Linked DNA regions of Mus musculus: region 2 is linked to region 1. The links are chromatin loops, found by intact Hi-C in ENCODE. Cell type or tissue: heart. All regions are shown on one strand. Links, peaks and the distances in the headings refer to the core of each region. The heading gives the core; the rest is flanking DNA. Region 1 overlaps Klc4 (kinesin light chain 4). Region 2 overlaps Cul9 (cullin 9).

Region 1 (8,908 bases), core at 616-8,615:
GACAATCAGGGCTACACAGAGAAACCCTGTCTTGAAACCACCCCCGCCCCCAAAAAAGAAGAAGTTGTGCTGGATTTTCAATGATGATGTGGGGAAAGAGGAGCTTGCTGGCCTGGAGGAGGAATTATAGTTAACAGTCCAGGGCTAGCCGGAGTGCTGTTCTGTCCAGGGGATGGAGAGATGATTTACCTGGGACACACAGATAAGCCTCTGTGTAAGGCTACCATTCCCGAAGAAGAAAAGCACATTTTCCATTGTGGAAATGTGTTAGACAGTGAGGGCTGGGCCCTCAGAGATGGTAAGCCCAAGGCAGAGCTAGACACTGTGGGTCAGTAAGAGCAGACATACTCCTTCCCCTCAGGAGAGACAGGAGAGACGTATAATCAGTGTAAGTGCACAGGGATCGCATGGCTATAATTGCAAAAGGTGAGCATTAGAGAGAGGGAGAACAGAGTGTTAGAGAGCTTTCGGGATGAGAAATAGAGTTAAACTATTTTGTCTATGACATCCCTGGCTTTCCCATCCAGGAGACCTGTGCATGACTGGTCAGCTGCTGGTCTTTCCCAGGGACAGAAGCTTTCAGCCCCATTGCTTGGTGGGTTTGTGGCTTAGAAGAACCCATGAAGCGGCCCTTGGGGTCTGGCATGCTGTCCCTTTTCTTCCAGGAGGAGAAGGAGGGAGAGGCCACCAAAGATTCTCTGGATGACCTGTTCCCCAATGAGGAGGAGGAGGACTCCGGCAACGACTGTGAGTTTGCCTGTGGGGCTGCAGGGTGCGGGCAGCAGGAAGCTGCTTCAAGCTGTGGCCCAGTCTGAGTAGCATCTCCACGTCCAGAGATAAGTTGTCTATTCTGGAGACTAGGCAGACTCCAGCCTAGGACTTGAGTCCCTCCCTCCTCTGTACCCATCAGCACTTAATGAGTGTGCTATGTACGAGGATTACCGAGATGAAAGTAAGTTTGCAGTCTAGCAGAGAATAACCCTGGGCTGGAGCCACAAGGATTCCTCACACCTTTCATGTTTTTGCTTTGCTGGATACCCCTAGCAAATGTTAGTTGAGTGACTTACTGAGCGAATAAATGGGATTGTGATGGGCACAGGTGCAAGGGTGTGCTTAAGAGAACAGCAGTGGTGTGGAGTCTCCTTTGAGAGCCTAGTGGGGAGCAGCCAAGAGACAGGGAGGGCAGAGGGGAGGGCAGGCAGCAAGGGAAAAGGAGAAGTCCTCTGAGGAAATGCCTTGTCTCTTTGGGGATGAGTTAGTGTCCCGTGGTCAGGGTGCTGCAGCGGCCCAGCAGGGTGGATATGAGATCCCAGCAAGGTTGCGGACCCTGCACAACCTGGTCATCCAGTATGCAGCTCAGGGTCGCTATGAGGTGGCGGTGCCACTCTGCAAGCAAGCGCTAGAGGACCTGGAGCGCACATCTGGCCGAGGTCACCCTGATGTGGCTACCATGCTCAACATCCTGGCTCTGGTGTACCGGTGAGCACTGCCGTCCTCTGCTGTCTACAGCAGCTTTCATCCTACCTTCCTCTGCTCTCTGCTGGGCCTCCCAGGGATACCCTGCAAGGCTTTGTCCCCACACTGGACCCCTCCCTCCAGTCCTGAACTCCCACTCCCCCACACACAAACCTCATCTCTCAGACTCTGTTTCTCTGGCCTCTCTGGAGAGAGTGTGTGCCTCATTCTGTTTGTGGCTCCTGCTTATGAGGACTTGTGACTTCTTCTTGCGATGGCAGTGTCTACAGCCTGGTGTGTCGTGAAGTTTTCTTCCTGTCCTCTCAGTCTCTAAGTGTGCCTCAGTTCTCTCGGAGGAAGGAAGGGAGGGAGGGAGGAGATGGTATGGGGGCGGGGTTCACACTCACGCTCATCCTTTCTGCTGCTTTCCAGGGACCAGAATAAGTACAAGGAGGCTGCTCATCTGCTGAACGATGCTCTCAGCATCCGGGAGAGCACCCTGGGCCGGGACCACCCAGCCGTCAGTATTCCCGCCCACTCCGCCCCCTCTGTCTCTGCTGTGTTGGCCTGTTAGTCCTCTGTGTGCTGCCCTCAGTCCACTCACCACGTGTGTAGGAAGGAGGCTCGAGAGCTTTCGGCCTTCACCCAGTGAACTCTGGCTCTCAGTTCTCTGAGGCCCAGTGACTCCTGTTTGTGTTGCTTACATTTTATATTAGGGTTTAGCAATTGTACAGAATAACAAGGTTTAATTGAGATATTTTCTTTCAAAAAGTCCTTTTCCCTTTATTTTATTTTTATGTGTCTGGGTAGTTTGCCTGCATGTATGTCTGTGCACCGTGGGTGTACAGCGCCTATAGAGGCCAGAGGAGAGCATCCTATATGGGTGCCGGGAATTAGAGGTAGGTCCTCTGGAAGAGCAGCCAGTGAGTGCACTTAGCCTCGGAGTCATCTCCCCAGCATGTCTGTAAAGTACTCTGCCCACATCTGTCCCTCCTTACTCCCCTTTCTTAACCTACTTTCCCTCATGGGGTTTTAGGAACCCAGGGCCTTGCCATGTTAGAGCAGCAGTCTCTTGCCTAGCTTGAACTTAGTGAGGCAATACACCTAGACCTTCGACTCTCTTTGTATGACAAGTGTTTTTTCTTGGAATTTAATTTACAGTTAGTATATCTTCCCTATACATATAACCCCCTGAAGTGTAACGAGACAACACTCTAATGGATATAATAGAGACAGAAAGTAATTTTTTATTACATGATTCACTCAATACAATGTAAAAAATAACCGAGTACAACTTCCTAGAAAATATAACAAAATAATCTGATGTTGGACAGAGAAACACTGTCTCAAAAAAAAACCCCCAAAAAACAAAAACCCAAGATTCTAACGTTGGATTTATAGAAGTGCTAAGACAAAAAGCAGAAGCCATATGGGTAGCTTTTTTTTTTTTTTTTTTTTTTTGGGTTTTGAGACAGGGTTTCTCTGTGTAGCCCTGGCTGTCCTGGAACTCACTTTGTAGACCAGGCTGGCCTCGAACTCAGAAATCCACCTGCCTCTGCCTCCCAAGTGCTGGGATTAAAGGTGTGCGCCACCATGCCCGGCTTTGGGTAACCATTTTATTACTAATATAACAGGTTTTTTTCCCCACAATGCTCTGGTTGTTTTGGAACTTGCTGTGTAGATCAGGCTGACCTTGAACTCCCAGAGATCTGCCTGCTTCTGCCTTTTGAGTGCTGGGATTAAGGGCGTACACACCACGCCTGGCCTAAAATGCAGCATTATTATAGGTATTCACAGGCCATTTTTATTTGTATAAAAGAGGAAGAGTCTAGAAATGTGCACTGGCAAGATGGCTCAGGCAGTAAAACTGCACGTTGCCAGGCCTGATGACCTGAGTTCAATCCTCAAACTTCCATGGTGGAAGGAAGGATACATACATACATACACATACATTTAAAAGCTTTGAAAATAAGTTGGTAGCTGGAGGTGTGGCTCAACAGTTAGGAGAGTGGACTGCTCTGTCAAAGGACCTGGCTTCAGTTCCCAGAGCCCACATCAGGTGACTCAAAGCATCTGGTACCTCTGGTCTCCCATGGTACATCACAGACACACACACACACACACACACACACACACAGAGACAGACACACACACATACATACACACACAGACACACACAGACACACATACAGACACACACAGACACACACATACATACACAGACACACACACACACACATCATTAAGACTTTTTTTTAAAAGATAAAGTTCTAGAAAACAGCTTTGAGTAGGGACAGAGTGCCAAGCAACTGCTGGGTTGTCCAAGTTGAGAAAATGGGGGCCATCACAGCTTTGGAAATGAGGTGACCTTGTGAGAACAGTTCCCTGTGATGTCCCATTAGCCAGGCAGGGATGCTGCATCTCAGTGGCACCAGGACCTTGACCTCCTCCTAGTGATGCCAGTGCTTCTGCCCCTTGCTCACAGGTCCAGGGGTGTTCCAAAGTCTCCAGAGTCCTATAACACACGCACACTACCCATGGCTTTCCTGTTTCCCCTTGCTAAAAGCACTGGACTGCAGCCAGAAACCACCATCAGAAAATTTTCAAAGTACCTCTAGGGGGCGATACCTCACCCCATAGAGCTTCAGCCGTTTTGTTCATAGTTTCTCATTCCAGACTTTGGCTCTGGTGGTACAATGTCTCTGTCTGTCTGTGTCCTTTTTGAAGTTACTACGGGGGCTGGGGCGGGGGGGGGGGGGAGTTATCCAGAGGTCAGAGGACAATCAGCTTGCTGGAAATGGTTCTCCCCGTGTCCCGTGAATTTAGGTCCGCAGACTTGGCAGCAAGCGTTTTCCCTGCCGAGCCATCTGGGGTGTAATGGGGGTTGGCCCTCTTTGCAGGTGGCTGCCACACTCAACAATCTGGCTGTGCTGTACGGCAAACGCGGTAAATACAAGGAGGCAGAGCCACTGTGCCAGCGGGCACTGGAGATCCGAGAGAAGGTGCCCACCAACTTCCCCATCCTCCCTGGTCCCCCTCCTCCCCTTTACAGCTTCTTATCTTCTTCCCTCTTTTCCTTCTCCTCATGTGCGTGCACACACATAATTATGCTCTTTCTCAGGTCTTGGGCACTGACCATCCAGATGTGGCAAAACAGCTGAACAACTTGGCCCTCCTATGTCAAAACCAGGGCAAGTACGAGGCGGTGGAACGCTATTATCAGCGGGCACTAGCCATCTATGAGAGCCAGCTAGGGCCAGACAACCCTAATGTAGCTCGGACCAAGAATAACCTGGTAAGGAAGGAAGAGACAGGAGGGTGGAAGGGGAGTGGGTGGGAAAGGCCTCCCACATGGGTCCTGGACTCAGAAAGCCTCAGAATGGAGCACGCTCCTTGGCCAACTTGGTGCCTGTCTCTATGGCTACCTCTGAGAAGGAAGGGTCTGCTTCAATCTGCTGACAGAGGCTCCCAGTCGCATTGGGAGCTGGGCAAGAATAACTAACTCTGTAATGAGAACAGGTTGAATGAGCAGGGTCTCTGGAGCCAGATGCCAAGTGGAGCTGCCTGAGTCTGGCTGAGACCTGCCTTCTTCATCTCTTGCTCCTGGGTTGCTGTTTCCTAGGCTTCCTGCTACCTAAAGCAGGGCAAGTACTCTGAGGCCGAGGCTCTGTACAAAGAGATCCTGACCTGTGCCCATGTGCAGGAGTTCGGGTCTGTGGATGGTGAGTGGGTGGGAAGGTCTGGGAGCGGGGTAGATCAGGGACCATACACAGGCTGTAGGGACAGCCACACCCCCTCAGTCCAGCTCCATTGGCCTGTGGGTTCTGAATCCCCACACATGTCCTGGTCTGTTCTCCTACCTCCTCATGCGCTATCTCATCCTCAGATGACCACAAGCCGATCTGGATGCATGCTGAGGAACGGGAGGAGATGAGCAGGGTGAGTGGGGCTACCCGGGCACTGGCAGCTCGCAGGGCCTCTGCCTTAAGCCTGTCTTAGCTTAGCTATTCACTCACTTGGCCAGCCCTCAGTGCACAATGCCTTCCCCTACTCAGTCTGCACCTTAGCCCGTGCCCACCTGCCTCCTAGCATCTTTCTGTTCTCATCCCCAGAGCCGGCCCCGTGACAGCAGTGCGCCCTATGCAGAGTACGGAGGGTGGTACAAGGCCTGCAGAGTGAGCAGGTGAGCTGCCAGGGGTCAGAGGCTCCTCTGAGGCTCCTCTGTCCAGCCTCCTGATCTCAGAGCCTTCTCACAGCCCTTTCTCTGCCCCTCTCCTGCCCTTTTCCATTGTTCTGTTTTGTAGCACTTACACGTCTGCAGGGCCTGTGTGTGCTTGACAAGTGCTCTGCTGCTGGGCTATGTTCTCACTCCATTTCTGTATCCTCCTCCCTGCAGCCCCACAGTGAACACTACTCTGAAAAACCTAGGGGCTCTGTACAGGCGCCAGGGGAAGCTGGAGGCAGCCGAGACCCTGGAGGAATGTGCTCTGCGCTCCCGGAAACAGGTCAGGAGCCCACACCACAGGGCCATGGTACTTGCTTGCTCAGGAGGCTGAGGTAGAAGGGAATTCCAGGCCAGCCATGGTCTTTACTAAGATCCTGCATCAGGAGTGGCTAGCGCAGTAACTCAGAGCCCTTGCTGTTGCTGCCCAGAACCCAGGTTCAGTTCCCAGCACCCATGTCAGGCAGCTCACAACGGCCTGTAACTCAAGTCCTGGGGGATCCAGTGGTCTCCGGCCTCCATGGGTATTGCACTCATGTGATGCACACATATCACCCAGGCACGCAGGCATTTTTTTTCTGAGACAGGGTTTCTGTGTATATCCCTGGCTCTGTAGACTCTATGGAAATGAACTCAGAGATCTGAGATCCGCCTTCCTGCCTGTTTTCCAAGTACTAGGATGAAGGGTGTGGCCAGGCAGTGGTGGCACACGCCTTTAATCCCAGCACTCAGGAGGCAGAGGCAGGCGGATTTCTGAGTTCGAGGCCAGCCTGGTCTACAAAGTGAGTTCCAGGACAGCTAGGGCTATACAGAGAAACCCTGTCTCGAAAAAAAACAAAAACAACAAAAAAAGAAAGGTGTGTACCGCCACCACCCAGCCGATAAATATATCTTAAAAAAAAAAAAGACCCTGCCCCAAAGAAAAATACAAGTCCAGATGGCAGGGCCAAGAAGGAAGGGCCTGGGGACAAGGACTCAAGGGACTTCTTGGGTTTCTTGTGCATGTGCTGAGAGAGGGACCAAGTCTTATGGCCGTGGTAGTTTTTAAGAAAGTTCTCACTCATGCTGGCTGGAGAGATGACTCAGCAGTTAAGAGCACTGACTGCTCTTCCAGAGAGCCTGAGTTCAAGTCCCAGCAATCACAAGGTGACTTACAACCATCCGTAATGGGGTCCGATGCCCTCTTCTGGTGTGTCTGAAGACAGCAACAGTGTACTCATATACATATAATAAATAAATCTTTAAAAAGAAAAGAAAAAAGGAAAACAAAAAGAATGTTCTCACTGCAAATTTGCCGCTTGTGTCAGGTGCAGATCTAAGATTTCTTTCATAGCTGGTATGGTGGCTTGCGCTTGTAATTCCAGTACTCAGGTGGCTGAGGCAGAGTAGTTACTATGAGTTTGAGGCCTTTTCTCAAAAAATCCAAACCAGGGCAGGTGTGAGCTGACTTAAAAGTGGCCTTTCACTCTGGGCCATAGCTACCACATATAAGTCTGTAAGGATGTACTGGAGCCACACAGAGCAGATCTGTCCAGCCGCTGAGTGAGGCGCATAGTAAGGAGGGGAGACACTGTCCCTGCACTGGCTGCCGAGAGGAAAAAGAGCGAGGTGAGCCACATCCTGGGACTTAGGGAGTGTGAGGGCCCAGCTCCTTCCTTTTACTGTATTCTTCTCTCAGATATTGCATCCCAACTACAGTCTCCTGCCCTCCCTCTCCTCCCCACCCCCTCCATTTCCCTTCAGAAAAGAGCAGGCCTCCCAGGGAGAGCAACCCTCAGAGGTTGGACTAGGCAAGTCAGTATGAGGAAAAGAGTCAGAGCCTCTGCTCCCGGTGTTAGGAACCCCACAAGAACACCAAGCTACACAACCGTACCATGTACGCAAAGGACCTAGCTCAGACCCATACGAGGCTCCCTAATTGTCACTTCAGTCTCTGTGAGCCCCTATGAGCCCTGGGTAGTAGATTCTGTGGACCATGTTTTACTGATGTCATTGATCCCTCTGGTTGCTACAGTCCTTCCTGCCCCCCTTCTGAGGGATTCCATGATGTTTGGCTGTGGGTCTTTCCATCTGCTCACATCAGTCGCTGGATGAAGCCTCTCTGAAGATGATTATGCTAGGCTCTAGCCTACAAGGACAGCAGAATATAAGCAGCATTCATTTCATTGCCCCCCGCCCCCAGCCTTGTTTGATTCTATCTTACCCTAGGTTATCCAGCCTCTGGTCCTGGCCCTCCAGGCAGTGTCAGGGATGAGCACCGACTCATGGCATGGGGCTTAAACTGGGCCAGTCACTGGTTGGCCCCCACCAGTTCTGCACCACCTTTACCTTAGCACATCTTGTAGGCAGGACAAACTAACTGTACATAGAAGATTTTGTGGCCAGGTTGGTGTCCCAGTTCCTCCATTTTCCCAGTATAGAAGGTGGTTCAGGCTCTGTGTCTCTCAGTACCAGGGGTCTATGCTAGGGTCACCCTCATAGATTCCAGAGAGTTTCCATTGCATGAGGTTTCTAGGTTACCCCTGAAATGATCCTCAATTCCAACCTTCTCTCTCAGTACTCGTTCTTTTACAGTTGTGTGTGTGTGTGTGTGTGTGTGTGTGTGATTTGGCCTGCACATGTGTCTGCATGCATGCAGTGCTCACTGAGATCAGAAGAGAGCACTGAATCCCCAGCTCTGGGGTTACAGGCCTTGTAACTTGTGAGCTGCCACGTAGGTGCTGGGAACTGAATCTGTGTCCTCTGGAAGAGCAGCTTATAAGGCTGGGCTGTGTTCCTAACATCTCCTCCTCTTTCTTCCAGGGTACTGACCCCATCAGTCAGACCAAGGTGGCAGAGCTGCTCGGGGAAGGAGATGGTAGAAAGGCCATCCAGGAGGGTCCTGGAGACAGCGTGAAGTTCGAGGGAGGTGAAGACGCATCAGTGGCTGTGGAGTGGTCAGGGGTAAGTCTGCTCACTACTACTGTCCTGAATTCTGAAGCTGTCTTTCCCCAAGTTTGTACAGGGTATGAGTCATGTAGTACCCACCAGTTAGCCCATCCTTTCAGGCCTGGCCCTGAGAATCTGTTATTTATTTGTTTGTTTGTTTATTGTTATACATAAGTACACTGTAGCTGTCTTCAGACACACCAGAAGAGGGAGTCAGATCTCATTACGGGTGGTTGTGAGCCTCCACGTGGTTGCTGGGAATTGAACTCAGGACCCTTGGAAGAGCAGTCAGTGCTCTTATCC
Region 2 (8,908 bases), core at 526-8,525, 110 kb after region 1:
TGGAGATCTAGAGTCAAGTCTTGATGTTTGTAGAACAAGTACTTCACTGTCTGAGCCATCCAGCTCTGGAAAAACATTTTCTTGTTTTTCTAAGAATGCTTATTACTTCTGTTTTTGTTTGTTTGTTTGTTTTAACATTTATTTCAAATTTGACTAGGAATTTATTTTTGCAAATGGCATGAAGCAGAGTCTAATTTCTCCGTTCTTTAGGTGGATGGCAGGTGACAATGGTGTCACATTTGCCTGTCTCTCTAAGGTCCTAGGGACTGAACCCAAGGTTTCACCCAACGATGAGCACGCACCATCTCTGAGCTATGACGTATCTGAGCGCAAGAGCATGACGGGCTTGTTGTTTGCTTAGAGGGTTTTGTCTTTTTTTAAATTTTATTTCACATTTTGGCTTTTTAATTTTTGGAGACAGGGTGTCACACTGTGTTTAAGACAGTTCTGGACAGTTCTCCTGTCTCCCTCCCAACTACTGAGGTCCCAGCATGATCCACCATGACCAGCTCTGCCATCTGTTTCCCAGTGGTCCCTTCTTGCTCTCTGGATGATGTCTGCCCTCACTTCTTTTGTTATCTCCTCATCTCTTAGGCTCCTCTGTATTTGTCCCAGAGTTTCAGTTACACACTTTTGGTTCTATTGGATAACTAGAAGCATTATAGTTTGCAGACACTCCCTAACTGTACTTATGTATTTCCCCCTCGTCCTACATCTGCCTGCCATTTTTTTTTTAAACTTTTAAGCCATTTGATTAGAATGACTTTAAATCTATCGATTCATTTGAAAAGATGAAGCAGTGGTAGTTAGGATGCAGAAACGGTGTGTGCGCGTGTGTGTGTGGGGGGGTGTCAGGAGTGAGACTGAGGCCAGGAAAACAGGTTTCAGGGAGAAGGACACACTGAGTCTTGATGGACGGAGTTAGGAAGGGACTCCGCTGGCGTCAGGTCTGGAGAGTTGGGCTCAGCTCCTTGGTGTGGGGAGTCCCAGTGTCTTTTTCCTTCTCAGAGAGAAGCTCGTGAAGACCCTGGTGGATTTGCTAACCAACCAGGTGGGAGAGAAGATGGTGGTGGTGATGGCCCTGCGCCTCCTCTACCTGCTCATGACCAAGCATGAATGGCGTCCGCTCTTTGCCAGGGAGGGTGGCATCTACGCTGTGCTGATTTGCATGCAAGAATACAAGACATCCGTCTTGGTGCAGCAGGCAGGACTGGCAGTGAGTACACTGGGCAGAGCCGGACAGAGTGATTGATGAGTGACAGGCAGGGGGATGGCCATGGACCCTGAAGGGCTCCTGTACTGATTCAGACCAAGCAATGGGTAGTGAAGTCGAAAGGTAAGGAGAGCTTTAAGAATGTGATCTGGGGGGGCTGGCGAGATGGCTCAGTGGTTAAGAGCACTGACTGCTCTTCCAGAGGTCCTGAGTTCAATTCCCAGCAACCACATGGTAACTCACAACCATCTGTGATGGGATCTGAGGCTCTCTTCTGGTGTGTTTGAAGATGCTCACATAACATAAATCAATCTAAAGATAAATAAATACATAAATAAAATGTTTAGAAAAATAAAAAGCATGTGATCTGGGTGGACTTGGCGCTGGGGTGCACGACTGCGGGGAGGTAAGGACGACCCCAGGTGCTGGCGAGCATCTCTGTGGGGAAAGGTGCTTGCTTTCAAGCCTAACAAACTAAGTTCCATCCCTGGAAGCCACATGGTGAAAGGAAAGAGCCAACACTGGAAAAAAGAAAAAAAAAAGGAAAAAAAAGGAAAGGAAAGGAAAGAAAGAAAGATGGATGGATAGATAGGTACTGTCTTAGTTAGGGTTTTATTTCAGTGAAGAGACGCCATGACCACAGCAACTCTTATAAAGGAAATCATTGAACTGGGGCTGGCTCACTGTTTCAGACGGAAACAAGTCCGCTATCAACATGGCAGGAAGCATGGCAGCGTGCAGACAGACCTGGTGCTGGAGCTGAGCCTTCTCCATCTCATTCCACAGGAGGCAGGAGACCGTGCCACACTGGCCTTAGGAGATAGCTGAGTCCAATGTGATTCAGAAAGGGCAGCATGCCCAACTGGGGGACGGTGGGTTTAGGGAGCCCAGGAGTAGAGAGAAGAGCCTGTGGTTGTACTCCTCGAATTTAGAATGTTCTATTTGCATCCCTGTCTTTGCTCTGTTTCCTTCCCTGGACCCTCTCCCTCCCTCTGTCCTATCCCCTCTCCTCTTCCCTCCCTTCCTCTCCCCTCCCTTCCCCCTCCCTTCCCCCTCCCTCCCCCACAACCCCCCCACCCCCGTCCCTTCATCTTCTGTTCCATATCCATGTCTCATGTGATCCATCTGCTAACCGTGCAGCTACTCCAGGGTTTGGGGTCTAGAATGATGACAGCAGTGTCCTCTTTCCCTTTGGTGTGGGGCTGGGGACTGGACCTAGGGCCTTGTGCGTGCTCTACCACTCTCATGTGATGGCTCTGTCCGCCCCTAACTCCGCCCCTGCTTCTTTCTTGCAGGCACTCAAGATGCTGGCCATTGCTAATTCCTCCGACGTCCCCACTTTCATCCCCAGCCGAGATTCCATCCAACCTCTGTTTGATACCCAGATGACCAGAGAGATCTTTGCCAGCATCGACTCTGCCACCCGCCCAGGCTCCGAGAGTTTGCTCCTCAGTGTACCTGCGGCTGTGGTCCTGATGCTGAACACTGAGGGGTTAGAGTTTACCCTCCAGACTCTAAATCCTCGCTGTACCCTAAAACCCACGTCTCTGGGCACCCGGGCTCCACAGAAATTATACCTATGTTGTCCCCTCTGGATAAACACACTGGTGGCCCTCTCAGAATGTCACTGGAAGACAGACCAAGTTGATGTAGGTGGTTCCCAGGGAAGGCAGAAAAACTGACTTTCTGCCATGGGGTTTCAGTAGTGGCCCAGGGTCTGATGGCCAGGAGTCCTTCCTCGGAGGGACCACTGAAGACCCCTCCCAGCCCAGCTGCTCTTGTCCCTCGCCTCTGTTGCCTTCCCTGTCAACTTGTTGGCTCACCCATTCTCCCAGGTGCTCCTCTGCAGTGAGAAACGGCCTGCTTCTTCTCAACCTGCTTCTATGCAACCACCACACTTTGGGAGACCAGATCATAACGCAGGAGCTGAGAGACACCTTGTTCAGGCACTCGGGGATAGCGCCGGGGACAGAGCCAATGCCCACCACACGCACCATCCTCACCATGCTCCTCAGTCGCTACTCAGAGCCACGGGGAAGTCCTGAGCGAGCAGGTACCATGGCGGACAGGATGCTTTGCTGAGGAGGGACATGTGCCACACTGTGACCAGGAATCTAAGCTTACGTTCTAGTCACTTAATGAAGGATACAAGAGTCTTCAGGAAATGACTGAAAGCTTTAGTGCTCAAGCTAGAGGTGTTTTTGAGAGGAGGGTAGGAAATGTAATATGTAATGTTATGGAGCCCAGGCTAGTCTCGAACTTGGGATGTTCTTGCCTCAGTCTCCCAGGTGTTCACAGTACCTGTGTGCATCTTCATGGCATGCCTGATCTTTTTTTTTTTTTTCTTTTTGGTTTTTCGAGACAGGGTTTCTCTGTATAGCCCTGGCTGTCCTGGAACTTACTCTGTAGACCAGGCTGGCCTTGAACTCAGAAATCTACCTGCCTCTGCCTCCCGAGTGCTGGTTTTTTGTTTTTTTTTTTTTAAGATTCATTTATTTTATTTATATGAATACACTGTAGCTGTCAGACACACCAGAAGAGGGCATCAGATCTCATTACAGATGGTTGTGAGCTACCATGTGTTTGCTGGGAATTGAACTCAGGACTTCTGGAAGAGCAGTCAGTGCTCTTAACCACTGAGCCATCTCTCCAGCCCCTGGCATGCCTGATCTTAAGCAGAACTTGTTGACCAAAAGGAGGACTATCATCAATGTTATAAGATATTTTTATGTTTTAAAAAAATAGGGTAAAAATGCAGGCATATGGACGCGGACCACAATAAGCGGTATGCATCCTTGAGTCTGTGTGTCTGAAGCCTCACTCAGCAGTTTGGGGATGTTCCCATCACCACAGTACTGTGTACATAGCTAGCGTTTAATAGTGGGCGGTGACTGGGATGCCGTTAATGCAGCTTACACTGTAATTGCTTTCCAAGTAAAGTTAGGTCTACATTGGGGACCAGAAAAGAAAATTTCATATACTCTGATAAGCTATGATACAGACATCCTCAATGTGGAAAGGAGGTTTGCGGGGGGGGGGGGGGGGGAGGGCAGGGGGCAGCTTCTTTCTGGATGGCACTGTTTGTGGGTTTGACTGATCTACAAAATGCCTCTCGTTTTCCCTCTGGTGTGTCTGCCCGGCAGTACTGGAGACACCAAGCACCCAGGGTCAGGATGGGTCCCCCGAGTCGCTCATCCGGTCCCTGGTGGGTGACCTGTCAGCAGAACTCTTCCTTGACTTGGAACGCGTGCTGTGCCATGAAGGCAGCCCTCCAGCTGCCGTGAGGCCCCTCCTCAGGCGCCTCCAGCAGGAAACGCAGCCATTCCTCCTGTTGCTGCGGACTCTAGATGCCCCCGGGCCCAACAGAACTCTGCTGCTCACGATACTCAGGTAAAGAGTCTGTCCAGGCTCCGTGCACAGGGACTGAGCGACTGCTAGCGCTTTACATGTTTCCTTCCCTTCCCCAGGGTCATGACCCGACTGCTGGATCATCCTGAGACAATGGTCCTCCCCTGGCACGAGGTCTTGGAGCCCTGCCTCAACTGCCTGAATGGGCCAAGCAGTGACTCTGAGGTACCAGATTCCTAGCAGAAGTTGGGGCACCACCTGCCTAGGGAGGCTCTAGAGGCTCAGTGGATCTGTGTAGGTCTGAGGGTCTCAGGGCACTGTGGTCTCTGGAGGAAGGAGAGGAAGGCTGGTGTCACTCAGCAATCCAGACGGGCCTTGCTGTCTCCGAGCCAGGGTTTGTACATCATGGAGTGATGTCAGACAAAGGCTAGCCCTTGGGGTAGTTTGATCTTGGCAGGAAGAAGCCTGTGACACTACACCAGCTGCACCGCCAGCTGACTCTGAGTCCCAGCGCTTCCATTATACTGTTCCAGTCTCCTTGTTCCTCTCCTGGCCCTGCAGACCTCCTCAGTCCCTGCCATTCTTCTTCCTTCAGTGGACCCAGCCCTCGCCCTTACCCTCTCTGTCCTCTCTTTCCTGGAAACTCACCCGTGTGGCTCTGGGCTCAGGTTGTCCAGGAGGTGACCTGCTTCCTGCACCGCCTGGCTCTGATGCAGAAAGACTACGCAGTGGTGCTTTGCTGCCTGGGAGGTAAGGAAGCCCTCTCCAAAGTCCTGGACAAGCACTCCACTCAGCTCCTGCTGGCCTCTGAGCTGCGCCACCTGGTGGCCGAGTGTGAGAAGTACTCGCAGCTCTGCAGCAACCTCACCTCGAGCATCCTGGCAGGCTGCATCCAGGTGAGGAGGGGCTTGTAGGTGTGGAGCTGAGAGAAGACCAGAAACAAGGGGTGGGCTCTCCTTGTATCTGTCTCTGGGATCCCATGTGGCAGCAGTGGCAGCAAATCTGGGCTCCTGTCCCTAAGCTTCCCCCTGCCCTCCACGGTCCCATCAGGACTTGGTGAGAAGGGTTGAGCGTTCTGGTCCCTCTTGGCCTTCTTCCCTCTGTGCATGCTTCTGACCTTGTCCGCATCCCTTCCCTGCCCTGTGTTCTGGCTGCAGATGGTGCTGGGCCAGATTGAAGACCACAGGCGAACCTACAAGCCCATCACTATCCCCTTCTTTGATGTGTTCCTCAGGCATCTCTGCCAGGGTTAGTACCCTCAGCCATGTCCCTGGCTCCCACCCGCTCGGCACTTTCCTTCCCACTCTCTGACCTTTCCTTATCTCTGACCTTGCTGTGACCCCCGGCCCCTCCTCCTCTCCCCCAGGCTCCAGTGTGGAGGTGAAGGAGGACAGGTGCTGGGAGAAAGTGGAGGTGTCCTCGAACCCACACCGGGCCAGCAAGCTGACGGACCGCAACCCCAAGACCTACTGGGAGTCCAACGGCAGCACTGGCTCCCACTCCATCACCTTACACATGCACCGTGGTGTTCTTATTAGGTGCGAACCCATTTGTTTGCACATGTGCTCATACAAACTATCCTACTGTGCACCAATGTTATCTCCCGCAAAGCACCGTCCCACAATGCTCTTTGTAAACTCTGTCCTTGTAGGACATTTCAAACTCATTTGGTGCATGACTGGCACATTGGCCTGTCTGTGCTCGGCTGTGTGGACATCCCACTGTCTGAACCCAGTCACTGGCTCCTAACAGATCCACATACCACCATCTTGTGCTTAGAGAGCAACAGTCTGCTTACCTGCTCGTGCCGTGGGTGTTTGTTCAGTGCCAAGAATGCCACACACTGCACTAGGCTCTGAGGGAACAGGGACAGTCAGAGATGAGGAATTTGTAGTTGGGGAGCCAGGCTAGCGAGTCAGTCAAGAGAATCAGGCTTGATAGTGCATGTATATAATCTCATCACTCAGGGAGTTGAGGCAGGGGGATCAAGAATTCAAGCCCGGGCTCCATATTGATATCCTGTCTCAAAGTGGGGAATAAAAGAGGAAACAGAAATAAAACAGCTTGAAGCGAAAGCATCATGGTGCAGGCACAGTGACGTGGCTGTTGCCCCTCTCCCTGGAAAGCTGAGGCAGGAGGCTGTCTTGAACCCAGCCAAAGGCATTCAGGTCAATGTGAAGAGAAGAGCCTCCTGGGAGATAGAGGGCCAGGAGAGAGGGTTCCGGGGCCAACGAGGGTCAGAGAAGGCTTCCTTTCAGGAGCTGTTGGCTGAGCTGAAGCCTGAAGCTGAACTTAGCTCAGTAAAGAGAACTCAGTGGCACCCCAGGCAGAGGCAGCGTGCAGAAAGGAGAAACGGGATGCTGCAATGGGCGTTTTAAAATGCTGCTCAGGCGGAATGAAGGGGCGTCATGGCAGCAGGGGAGCAGCCAGGAGAGCAGGCACATTCAGACTGTAGCTCTGTGAGGAACTTCAAACCTTGTTCTGAAACTTGGGGATTCGTCCAGGGACTTTAAGAAACTAGTTTCTTTTTAGTTGTTACTCAGGTAACCCTGAAGATTAGGGCTGGAGGCCAGAATAAAGGGTGTTGGGAGGTGTGTGCGGTCTAGTCTGGAAGCTGAGGGTGCCTGGTGTGGTGGCACACGCCTTTGATCCCAGCACTTGGGAGGCAGAGGCAGGCGGATTTCTGAGTTCAAGGCCAGCCTGGTCTACAAAGTGAGTTCCAGGACAGCCAGGGCTACACACAGAAACCCTGTCTCAAAAAGTAAAAACATAAAAAAATAACAAAAGAGGGGCTGAGGGAGCAGAGCCGACTGTGAGAGGCTGAGGTGTAGAGCCTACAAGACTTGACATTGGTTGGTGAGGGAAGCTGTGACCAGGTAAGTGGCCTATTTCTTCCATGGGGGACAGAAATAGAAAGGGGGTGAGGTCCTGTGGACAGATGATTGTCCCCTGTTGTCACGCTGGCCTTGAGGAACCTCCTGGTCATGACATGGGAATGTCTATTACATGTACAGGATAGCATCAATTTGTTATTGAATCTAGGGGTTTAAGTAAAACCACTTAAAAATGTAAAGGGAAAGCTGGGGGTCTGGGGAAGATGGGCAGGAGAGGAGCAAGAGGAGGAAGAGGAGCAAGAGGAGGAAGAGGAGCAAGAGGAGGAAGAGGAGCAAGAGGAGGAAGAGGAGCAAGAGGAGGAAGAGGAAGTGGCCCTGGTTCTCACTGGCTTCCTTCTTTTTCCTCAGGCAGCTGACCCTGCTGGTGGCCAGTGAAGATTCAAGTTACATGCCAGCCAGGGTGGTGGTGTTTGGGGGTGACAATGTTGGCTGCATCAGCACAGAACTTAACACGGTGGGGACCCTTATACCTCCCCTTCACTGTGTGTTCCCATCCCCCCTCCCCTTTTCTCAAGACCTGTGGGGAAGACCCACCTCTAGGGAATGGCTCTCAGTTCCTTCTGGGAAGGTCTCACCTCACTTGGAGAGGGCCTGGGCTCAGTGTGTGACAGAGAGAGCACAGGCCATGCTGGTCTTGATGGCTGTCAGCAGTCCCCCATCCCTGCTTTTCTCTATCCCACTTTAGTTTTCTATGTCTAAGTGTATGTCAGTGTATGTGTGAGTACAGGTGCCCTTAAAGACCAAAAGGGGAAGCCGGGTGTGGTGGCACACGCCTTTAATCCCAGCACTTGGGAGGCAGAGGCAGGCGGATTTCTGAGTTCGAGGCCAGCCTGGTCTACAAAGTGAGCTCCAGGACAGCCAGGGCTATACAGAGAAACCCTGTCTCCAAAAACCAAAAACCAAAAACCAAAAAAAACAAAAAAAACCAAAAAAAAAAAAACCAAAAAGGGGCATCGGATGCTGAGAGCTAAAATTACAGGTGCTGGTAGCCATCCAACGTGGGTGCTAGGAACCAGACTCAGGTCATTTGCCTTTGTAATTGCCCAGACCCCTCTCCAGCCTGTCTCACTTCTTTGCTTCCTCTGTCCTACCCTGTCAGGTAAACGTGATGCCCTCTGCCAGCCGGGTGACCCTCCTGGAGAACCTGACCCGCTTCTGGCCCATCATCCAAATCCGAATAAAGCGCTGCCAGCAGGTGGGGCCAGGAGGAAGCACGGGCTCTCCCTAGCGGGTGGCTTTTTCAAGAGCTCCGAGCCTGGACATTAGCCAGAGTTCCTCCTTGGGTAGCCTGGGGGCAGCCTGGAGACCTGGGAGTCCCAGGAGACTCTTGGGACTTCCAGGTGTGCAGCTTGGCTTTGGAGTTCGCAGTGGCTCCGGAGAGGTGACATAGATAACAAGTCTGTGTACCCTGCAGGGTGGTATCGACACTCGGGTTCGGGGTGTGGAGGTGCTG

What was found. A loop is a pair of places that touch in the nucleus more often than their neighbours do. Peaks named below come from ENCODE experiments on the same cell type or tissue, not always from the same donor. Only the 100,000 strongest peaks of a DNase experiment are listed, where the experiment ranks them.
Region 2: a loop joins it to region 1, with 6 times the contacts of the local background. A loop is called at or near these places in 13 of 42 quality-filtered maps.

The regions. Positions count from the first base shown.
Region 1 is chr17:46,632,462-46,641,369 of GRCm38, reverse strand. It overlaps Klc4 (kinesin light chain 4), which reads left to right. Exons shown (of 16, transcript NM_001357130.1): 4 at 666-747; 5 at 1,260-1,479; 6 at 1,888-1,975; 7 at 4,356-4,457; 8 at 4,577-4,750; 9 at 5,078-5,177; 10 at 5,342-5,394; 11 at 5,568-5,638; 12 at 5,852-5,960; 13 at 8,480-8,620. Among named protein-coding and RNA genes, the nearest start is that of Ptk7, 7.4 kb to the right of the region's middle. In heart, for the core only: a CTCF peak has its summit at 4,057 (motif pointing right); DNase peaks (open chromatin) are centred at 1,259 and 4,029; H3K4me3 peaks cover 598 bases; H3K27ac peaks cover 1,726 bases.
Region 2 is chr17:46,522,257-46,531,164 of GRCm38, reverse strand. Cul9 (cullin 9) reads left to right here. Exons shown (of 41, transcript NM_001081335.2): 9 at 1,009-1,216; 10 at 2,509-2,705; 11 at 3,049-3,266; 12 at 4,357-4,603; 13 at 4,681-4,786; 14 at 5,230-5,457; 15 at 5,719-5,809; 16 at 5,928-6,099; 17 at 7,804-7,909; 18 at 8,555-8,650; 19 at 8,870-8,908. Among named protein-coding and RNA genes, the nearest start is that of Cul9, 20 kb to the left of the region's middle. In heart, for the core only: a CTCF peak has its summit at 5,394 (motif pointing left); DNase peaks (open chromatin) are centred at 4,964 and 5,444; H3K27me3 peaks cover 2,196 bases.